2 separate regions of the Homo sapiens genome follow, and region 1 is linked to region 2. The links are chromatin loops, found by intact Hi-C in ENCODE. Cell type or tissue: ovary. All regions are shown on one strand.

Region 1 (4,000 bases), 510 kb after region 2:
TGTGCCTGGCACAAAGACAGCACAGAAATCTAGTCAGTTGAAGCAGAGGGAGGAAGAACAGAGGACAGAAGGCCTGGGGAGGCAGACAAGTGGTGTAGGACCTCCTAGGCTGTTATGGGGACAATGACGGTGGGAACTGCCCTGGAGGTGGGAGGCCCCTACGGGGTTTTCAGCAGTGACATGAGAATATTGATGTTTACAGGGCCAGGCTGCTGCCAAGCGCAGAAGAGATAGTGGGGCAGGAGTGGTTGGCACTGCCTGCATCGGGCACCCTGGGAGCGCCAGGAAAGTGGCTGGAGCCATGAGCGTGTCCCAGGGTTGCTGAGGGGAACGGGGGGAGGCAGTTTAAGTAGGGGTGACCACAGGTGGGCACGGGTTTCAGGAAATCTGACCCTGACCTTTGTCCTCCCCCCTGCAGCTGAAGCAGGAGATGGGCGGCATCGTGACTGAGCTCATTCGAGACTACAACAGCAGTCGCGAGGACAGCCTGCAGGATGCCTGGGACTACGTGCAGGCTCAGGTGAGGTGGGGCGGGGCTGCAGGAGGCTCTCTGGCCTGGGTGTCCCTGCATTTGGGGCTCTGTGCACCCACATGTCTGGGACTGGCATCTGCAGTGCTCGTGTGTGCCTGACAGTTTGTAGGAGAGTGTGCTTCTATGGGGGCAGGGCACCCCAGTTAGCACCACAACTCCCTGCTCAGGGGGCCCAGAGACTCAGAGGCAGCTTCACAGCTCTGTGCTCCCATTTGTGGCCAGAGAGCATGGGGGCAGTTGTCAGCCCTCTTATCTCAAGCTACACTGGGGAGCGTTGGGAGCTCCACTCTGGGTTTTAGGAAACTGGGAGCCAAGGCTGATATGCTGAGAAGTCCCAGTGAAGGCTGCCTCTGGGGAAGGGCACTAGCTGGGGAGGTGTTGGGGAGCCTTCTAGGGCAAAAGGAGTATTTTAGCCAAATCTTGATACTGGTTTCGCCAGTATGTGCACATACGTAAAAATGCACCAAGCTGAATGTGTGCCCATTAGTTCATGTGTATTATACCTCCATTAAAGTGAGAGAGATGGATGGATGGATGGGTGGACAGATGGACGGACGGACTGACCGACTGACCAACAGATAGACTGACCAGGTTCCCAGCCTGTCTCAATAGTGATCCAATGACCACCTGGCTCTCCTTTCTTGTGGTCCCGGATGCTGCATGTGCCCTTGGCTGGGACCTGACATCTCTGATCTGCAATCCTGTGAGGGCGCAGGACACAGTGGTCACTTAGGGCCTGTTGACACCTCAGGGGAGGGATGTGGAGTACAAAGGGCATGGGCAGCAGGAGAAAGCCTGACTCAGCGGCACCAGGAGAGTTTGCAGAGAGGACACTCCATCTAGGTGACATGGACATGGCCATTTTCTCAGTGGAGGAAGGGGAGAGCGATGTTTTCTGGCCCTGACCGAGGAGATCAGGTGTGGGGGTTGTGGCAGCTGGAAGGCTTGGTGCACACAAGGAAATGTTTTGGTCGCATATGTAGTTTGACCCACAATTGCTGAGACTTTGCTAATTTTAGCAAAGTCTGGATGTCACCAGTGACATAAACCAGTGCCACCTGACAAGGGACCTGGGAGGAGAAGTGGGTCCCTTGGGAGGTGGTAAGCATCCTACCCTGGAAAGTCATTGGCTGGTTCTAGATGATTCTGATGCTGTCAGATGCTGCTTAGGCCGGTGGTAAGTCAGACTCCCAAGGCCTGGAGTGCTAACACTGCCACAGCCGCTAGACCTTTGCTGAGCCTGCTTCCTCATCTATACAATGGGGCTACTGACCCATGCCGTGTGAGATACATTGTTAAAGCCTGAAGCACTTAGGCAGCATTTATTATGTGGTATGTTGGTGGTGATGTTTTAGTCACCATGCACATCCATGGAGACACAGGCGGAGGTGGCGTGTGCTGCTGGGGACCAGGTACAGCCGGAGTCAGGCCAAGGGGTTGCTTGGAAGGAGGCTCTGTCGTAGACGGGCCAAGGAGACCTGCCTCATTTTGCTCTGGTGTAGGATGGCCTGTGGGTGCCCCCAGCCTTGCAGACCTGTGCACCCCTCAGAGGTGCCAGCCTTTTCTTGGAGAGAGGAGGCAGCCCGGCTGCTGGAACAAGCACCTGTAAACCTGGATTAGAAACTGCCTGGAGCTGAGCATTTCTGAGTGTGCCTGGCACGCCCCCTGCTGGCCACTGGCTACTGGTCAGGCGACACCCCTCGGAGCTAGGAAGGAAGCGGTCCAGGAACTGACCCCTGCTGTGACCGTGGCTATCCCATTGAATCCTCCCAGGAACCCCCAGCATTGCGGGGATTCACACACAGAGACCTCCTTTAGCACACAGAGCCCGGAAAGGCTTTCTTCTCTCTAGAACTAGAGCATTTTCTCCTTTAAAATGGCAGAATTGACCAGCTAGCCAAGGTGGCTCACACCTGTAATCCCAGCACTTTGGGAGGCCGAGGCGGGCGGATCACTTGAGGTCAGGAGGTCAAGACCAGCCTGGCCAACATGGTGAAACCCCGTCTCTACTAAAAATACAAACATTAGCCGGGCGTGATGGCGAGTGCCTGTAATCCCAGCTACTCAGGAGGCTGAAGCAGGAGAATCGTTTGAACCCTGGAGGTGGAGGTTGCAGTGAGCCAAGATCACGCTGCTGCACTCCAGCCTGGGTGACTGAGCAAGACTCTGTCTCAGAAAAAAAAAAAAAAAAAAAAAAGGCGGAATTGACCCCGTCTCCTTTTTCACTTTTCACTTTTTTTCCTTTTCACCAGGAAGCTCAGAGGCAAATCTCAACTCCTGCACTAAAGTTGAACGGCCTTTCCTAAGCTTATTGTGCTCCCCACACCTATGCTTGGTACTTTGCCTGCCTCATCCCATTTAGTCCTTGTGATAGCCCTGTGAGTTGGGGATTTTAATTATCCCCATTTACAGATGAGGAAACTGAGGCTAGTTCCTTGATGGAGGTTGCTCAGCTGGTAGGCGGCAGGGCTGGGATTGTAACCCAGTAGCCTGACTTTAAACCCTGCACTGTGAACTGTCTGCCGTCCATTCTCCTTGTGCCCTGCACACCTGCGCTCCTTCAACTTGAACTTCCTTCCTACTCTGCTTTGTATTTTTGCTGGTCCTGGTTTTGATTTTTCTGCTGTACTTGTAGTTTATGATGGTTCGGCTGGGACCAGGGGCCTGGAAGTGGCATATCTCAGTCTCTGTCCTGGGGAGGTCCTCCCTCTGCCAGGAGGGCAGCCTGCCTAGGGTGAGCCGTGAGCACAAGCAGTCTGTCCCCTGCCTTGCCCAGGTGAAGTGCTGCGGCTGGGTCAGCTTCTACAACTGGACAGACAACGCTGAGCTCATGAATCGCCCTGAGGTCACCTACCCCTGTTCCTGCGAAGTCAAGGGGGAAGAGGACAACAGCCTTTCTGTGAGGAAGGGCTTCTGCGAGGCCCCCGGCAACAGGACCCAGAGTGGCAACCACCCTGAGGACTGGCCTGTGTACCAGGAGGTGTGCGGGGGGCTGCGGATCGGGGGCGGGGCTCCGAGGGCGTTGGGGGCCATCTGGGCTACTGCTCAGCAATTCCTTCCTGCATTTAGTTCCTTCCCTTAATTCATCTGTCATTTGTACCTTCATCTACTTCTTTGTTAATGTATTTATTCAAGGAACAGGCAGAGCCCTCTGTAGGGGCTTCCGGGCTGGGACTGGGGGGCTCTCGGTGGTTCTGCATGGCGGGGTGGGATGGTGCAGAGCGGGGTGATGTGACCGCATTCTGCCCTTGCAGGGCTGCATGGAGAAGGTGCAGGCGTGGCTGCAGGAGAACCTGGGCATCATCCTCGGCGTGGGCGTGGGTGTGGCCATCATCGAGGTCTGAGCCCCCTCCCCCATCCCTTCTCCATCCCAGGTCCTCCTGGGTTGTCTCTGTTCTGCTGATCTCCTTGGGGAGGTGGTGGCCAAGGGGGCCAGCACCCCATCAGCTTCCAGAGGCCCTCTGGTCT
Region 2 (4,000 bases):
GAAGAGTAGTCTGCCATCTCCGGCACTACTGCTGTGGGTTCCCAGCCTCTTAGAGTTTCCAAACTAAGCGTGGCTCTTCTTCATTTATTCTTCCTTTTAAATCTAAATATGCTACCACCTCCTCGTAGCACTTACATAATACACATTCACTGTAAGAAATCTGAAAATACAGGTAAGCAAAAAGAAGAATCTAAGATTCATTCTGAAATCCTTCCTCTAAGAGATAAACATTATTAATATTTTGATGTTACTAAAAATACACATACACATCTGTATATAAATGTTTTGTTCCAAATGGGATCACACAGTACATACTCTTTTGCTTTTTCCCTTAATATATCATGAATATATTTCCAAATTATGACATAATTTTATGTTCTTTTACTATATAACTTTAAGGGTTGCATAGTATTCCATTTTGCAGATGTTCTACCATATATTTAACCAGGCTTCTCTAATGTATTTTGTGTTTCTTTAACCAAATGGTGAACATTTGGGTAGTTTTCAACTTTTCATTATTAGAAGCAGGTCTGTATGGGACAAGCTTGAAGTACACGTGCGTTCATTTTTCCCTGTCATGGAGCCAGACTTGTGTCTGATGTGCTGTTGGGATTTCCAGGAGTTTGCTTTGCATACCTGAGAAGCGGCCCTATTTGGGCTTGGGGATCCTTGATAGTTGTTGTCTAGTAACTGACTCTTGTCTTTTCATAGTTGACACATTAATTCTCCTACATTTTAAATTTCTTGACAGGTGGGATCGAGGTACGAATCACCTGTTGTTCAACATGTTGCCTGGAGGTCCCCCAGATTATAACACAGCCCTGGATGTCCCCAGAGACAGGTAGGAGGCATATTTGGGGCTGTCCTTATGATGGGTTCAAGATCATTTTGTTCATGTGAAATTATATTCCTAAATCTACCACATACTTTGTAATCAGAATTGTTTATTAAACTAGAAAATTGTCATAAGTATTTTCCTCCTGAAGATTTAGAAGTGCTTAAATCTTTTATGGAAAACCAGTTAGGGCTTATGTCCTGGCATAGCCTCTAAAACTGTTTTCCCACTCTGGATTGTGCACTTCTGAGTGTAACACATCCAGCCCCCAAAAGTGTGACAGGCTTGTGCTAGCTCTCTCTGAATTCGGGAGCATTTGCCACAAGTAGATGCACAGCTTACTGAGAGAAGGTAGCGTGGATATGTAAAAGCGATACCCAAAGCCTATAATGTAGAGGGTAATGGGGGCACGCTGATTCTCATTTACTTTCTGTTGTTTCAATCAGTAGGGTTCTTTCTGTCCGTTCCTCCCTCCCTCCCTGCCTGCCTGCCTTCATTATTCGCCCCTCTTGCCTTTCGTTCCTTCCAGAAAAACCTTCCAAATAGGCAGATGTGGTATGGGGTGGCCATGACTGCCTGAGAGTGACTTTGAGTTCACTCACTGTATTTATCTGCCCTTTCATCACTGACTGAAAGATTTTGGTATGAGCTTTCTTGGAAAGCTCTGGTATGAGGTGCTACTTAAGGGACCTCTCTTAGTGCTGGGTTCAAGGCTTTGAGGAAAGTAGAAAGTTGGGGCGCAATATATAAGCGTCGCGGGCAATGCTCAAGGTATAGAATTGTTAACAGTTCACCTAAACTTGTTTATCACCAGTCTTATTACAGTTGGTGTTTAACTCTTAAACTCATTGTTAACTGAAAAGGTAACAGCCTGAGGTATTAGCCTGAGAACAGCCTGAGGCTAGTTCTCAACTTGTTAGAGGCTAACATTATCATTTATGAAAATCGACACTTAGTATTCCTTTTCCCCAGAAGATTAAATCTAAACCTTCTTTGCATTAAGTGATTATCTAAAGTCAGTTTTGAGTTTCTGTCTGGAAATATAATTATAACTACACAAGACAAACACTCCAGGACCACCCTTCAGCTTTGGTGTAGAGACCGTTTTGGACGATAGAGGGCAGTCCGGGTGCACAAATGCTGTAGGAAGTGGCTGAACACAGGGTAATTCCGGATTTGGCTCTCAGCCCCAGAGAAGGTGTGCCTGTTCCTGAGTGGGCTACTGTTTTATGGATTTGGTTGTTCTGGGGAAGTGAAATAACTTTGGAGAACAGAGAAGGGAAGGAAAAGAGCTGTTAGGAATGCAGAGTCTCCATCTCCAGTTCTGGATTTTTTTTCAGAAGGGCTTCTTTCTGTTTGGGTCATTTCACTTTTTGCTGACATTTTGGTATATGCATCTGCATGGGAGTTGGATTTTATTTTTATCAAGTGCACATGTTAAATGCGATTTCATTTGTCTGCAGGAAGGTGTCAAGTAGACAGGAGAAAGTGTGAGTACATGCCAGTGTTTAGGTGTTAGGATCAGGAAGGTTAAATAGTTTTTCCTATGCATGTATTTTTGTAAGTGATTATAGCCAATCCTATAGCAGGTAATGAATCACCATCTAGTCCTTTATCTTTGCATGTGGGAAATTTCATTTTGAAACTTAGGTGGCCTTCTTGTTGGGGTAAGGAATAGTAGATTTGTTTGTTAATTTTTCTTATCCTTCATCCTTGCTCCTGGATTCAAAGGAGGCAAGAACTGTGAATGCAGAATGGTTTTACAGGAGCTGCATGTCAGATTGTTTGGAAATTAGAAAACAGATGGGCTAGATTAGACTGCTTTAAGATCTCCTAAAGTTCAAAAGCATAGGTGTGATTACTTAAAAATTATTTTACTTAAGGAAATACAGTACAAGGACCTGGACTGAAGGGAAATGTCTGCTCAGTGAATTTTTTTTAATGCTGCTTAAATGTTTTTATTTCTCTTTCAATTAAAAAAAAATCCATACACATGATACATATATACTTTGTGCAAGGGTCGAACAGCATGCAAGTGTATAAAGAGTAAAACGTAAAAACCTGCTTTGATTCCCTCCTCTGTTTTCACTCCCTTCCTGAAAGATACTTATATTAAAATATGATGTGTTTTTCTAGTCTTTTTTCTATGGATTTAGACACAAGCACACATACAAACCAATTTTATTTTAACTTGAGTAGGAGCATATTTCATGACTTATACATCTTTTAATGACTTAACTGATGTTAGTTTTCTCAGATGTGTTCTGTAATACCGTTACTACCTTGGATTTCTTATCCTTTCTTTGCAAATATCTCTCACACATTTCTACTTTTATGTGGGTGTTTATTTATTTACTTAAACTTGTTATGGAAAATTTCACACCTATATAAAGAAGCGAGACTAGTACAGTGAACACCACATATCCTCTGTCCAGCTTCGATCATTATCTTGAGGCCCGTCTTGTTTCATCCTTACTCTCATCTACCTCCACCTCCGCTAGATTATCTAGAAACAAATGCCAGACATCAGATCCTTGCATCTGTAAATATTGTGTGAATCTCTGCATGATACAGCCTTTTCAAAAAATGTAACTAACTATAATACTATTATCATACCTAAGAAAATTAACAATAATTTTTCCATATCACCAAATAGTCACTAAATATCTAGCCTTTGCTCATGTTTACCTGTCTCACAAATATTGTTTTACAGTTTGTTTGACTCAGTGAACAAATAAGGATGACCGATAGAATCGGTCTGCTTTTTTGGGTTTTGTTTTGTGCAAAACCTGAAGCTTTATATTTGAGGAATTTGCAGGCCTGATTCCATGCATGGTTTAAAGGAAAGCAAAGGACAAACTTGCAGCCTCACTGTGTTTAGGCACTGCGAATACTTAGATAGCAGGAGGAGAACTGTGAGAAAACATGCAGAACACTGGGTTAGGGAGGGTGGAGAATACAAGGCCGTGGAGAGGAAGGCTCAGTGTCAGAGGAGACGTCCCAGAATCAGGCAGCCCTGCAAAGTGCTAAAAATGCTGGAGAGCGCCTCCAGTGATTATAATACTTGGCCTGACCTGAGTCAGATCATCATATTAATACTTCTTTAGCTGCAGGTTTTCTTTTCAGTCTCTTGCAGCTTTGGAACTAATCTCTGATTTGGGGATA

The links. A loop is a pair of places that touch in the nucleus more often than their neighbours do. Peaks named below come from ENCODE experiments on the same cell type or tissue, not always from the same donor. Only the 100,000 strongest peaks of a DNase experiment are listed, where the experiment ranks them.
Region 1: it touches region 2 in a loop (2.8-fold over the local background); 15 of 110 quality-filtered maps call a loop at or near these places.

The regions. Positions count from the first base shown.
Region 1 is chr11:44,614,854-44,618,853 of GRCh38, forward strand. CD82 (CD82 molecule) reads left to right here. Exons shown (of 10, transcript NM_002231.4): 7 at 419-520; 8 at 3,309-3,512; 9 at 3,787-3,870. Among named protein-coding and RNA genes, the nearest start is that of CD82-AS1, 12 kb to the left of the region's middle. RefSeq lists an enhancer at 1,564-1,913. In ovary, a CTCF peak has its summit at 2,198 (motif pointing left); a DNase peak (open chromatin) is centred at 2,198.
Region 2 is chr11:44,108,443-44,112,442 of GRCh38, forward strand. EXT2 (exostosin glycosyltransferase 2) reads left to right here. Exons shown (of 14, transcript NM_207122.2): 3 at 752-841. Among named protein-coding and RNA genes, the nearest start is that of EXT2, 15 kb to the left of the region's middle. RefSeq lists an enhancer at 2,005-2,084. In ovary, a CTCF peak has its summit at 1,991 (motif pointing right); no DNase peak of the experiment used is centred here.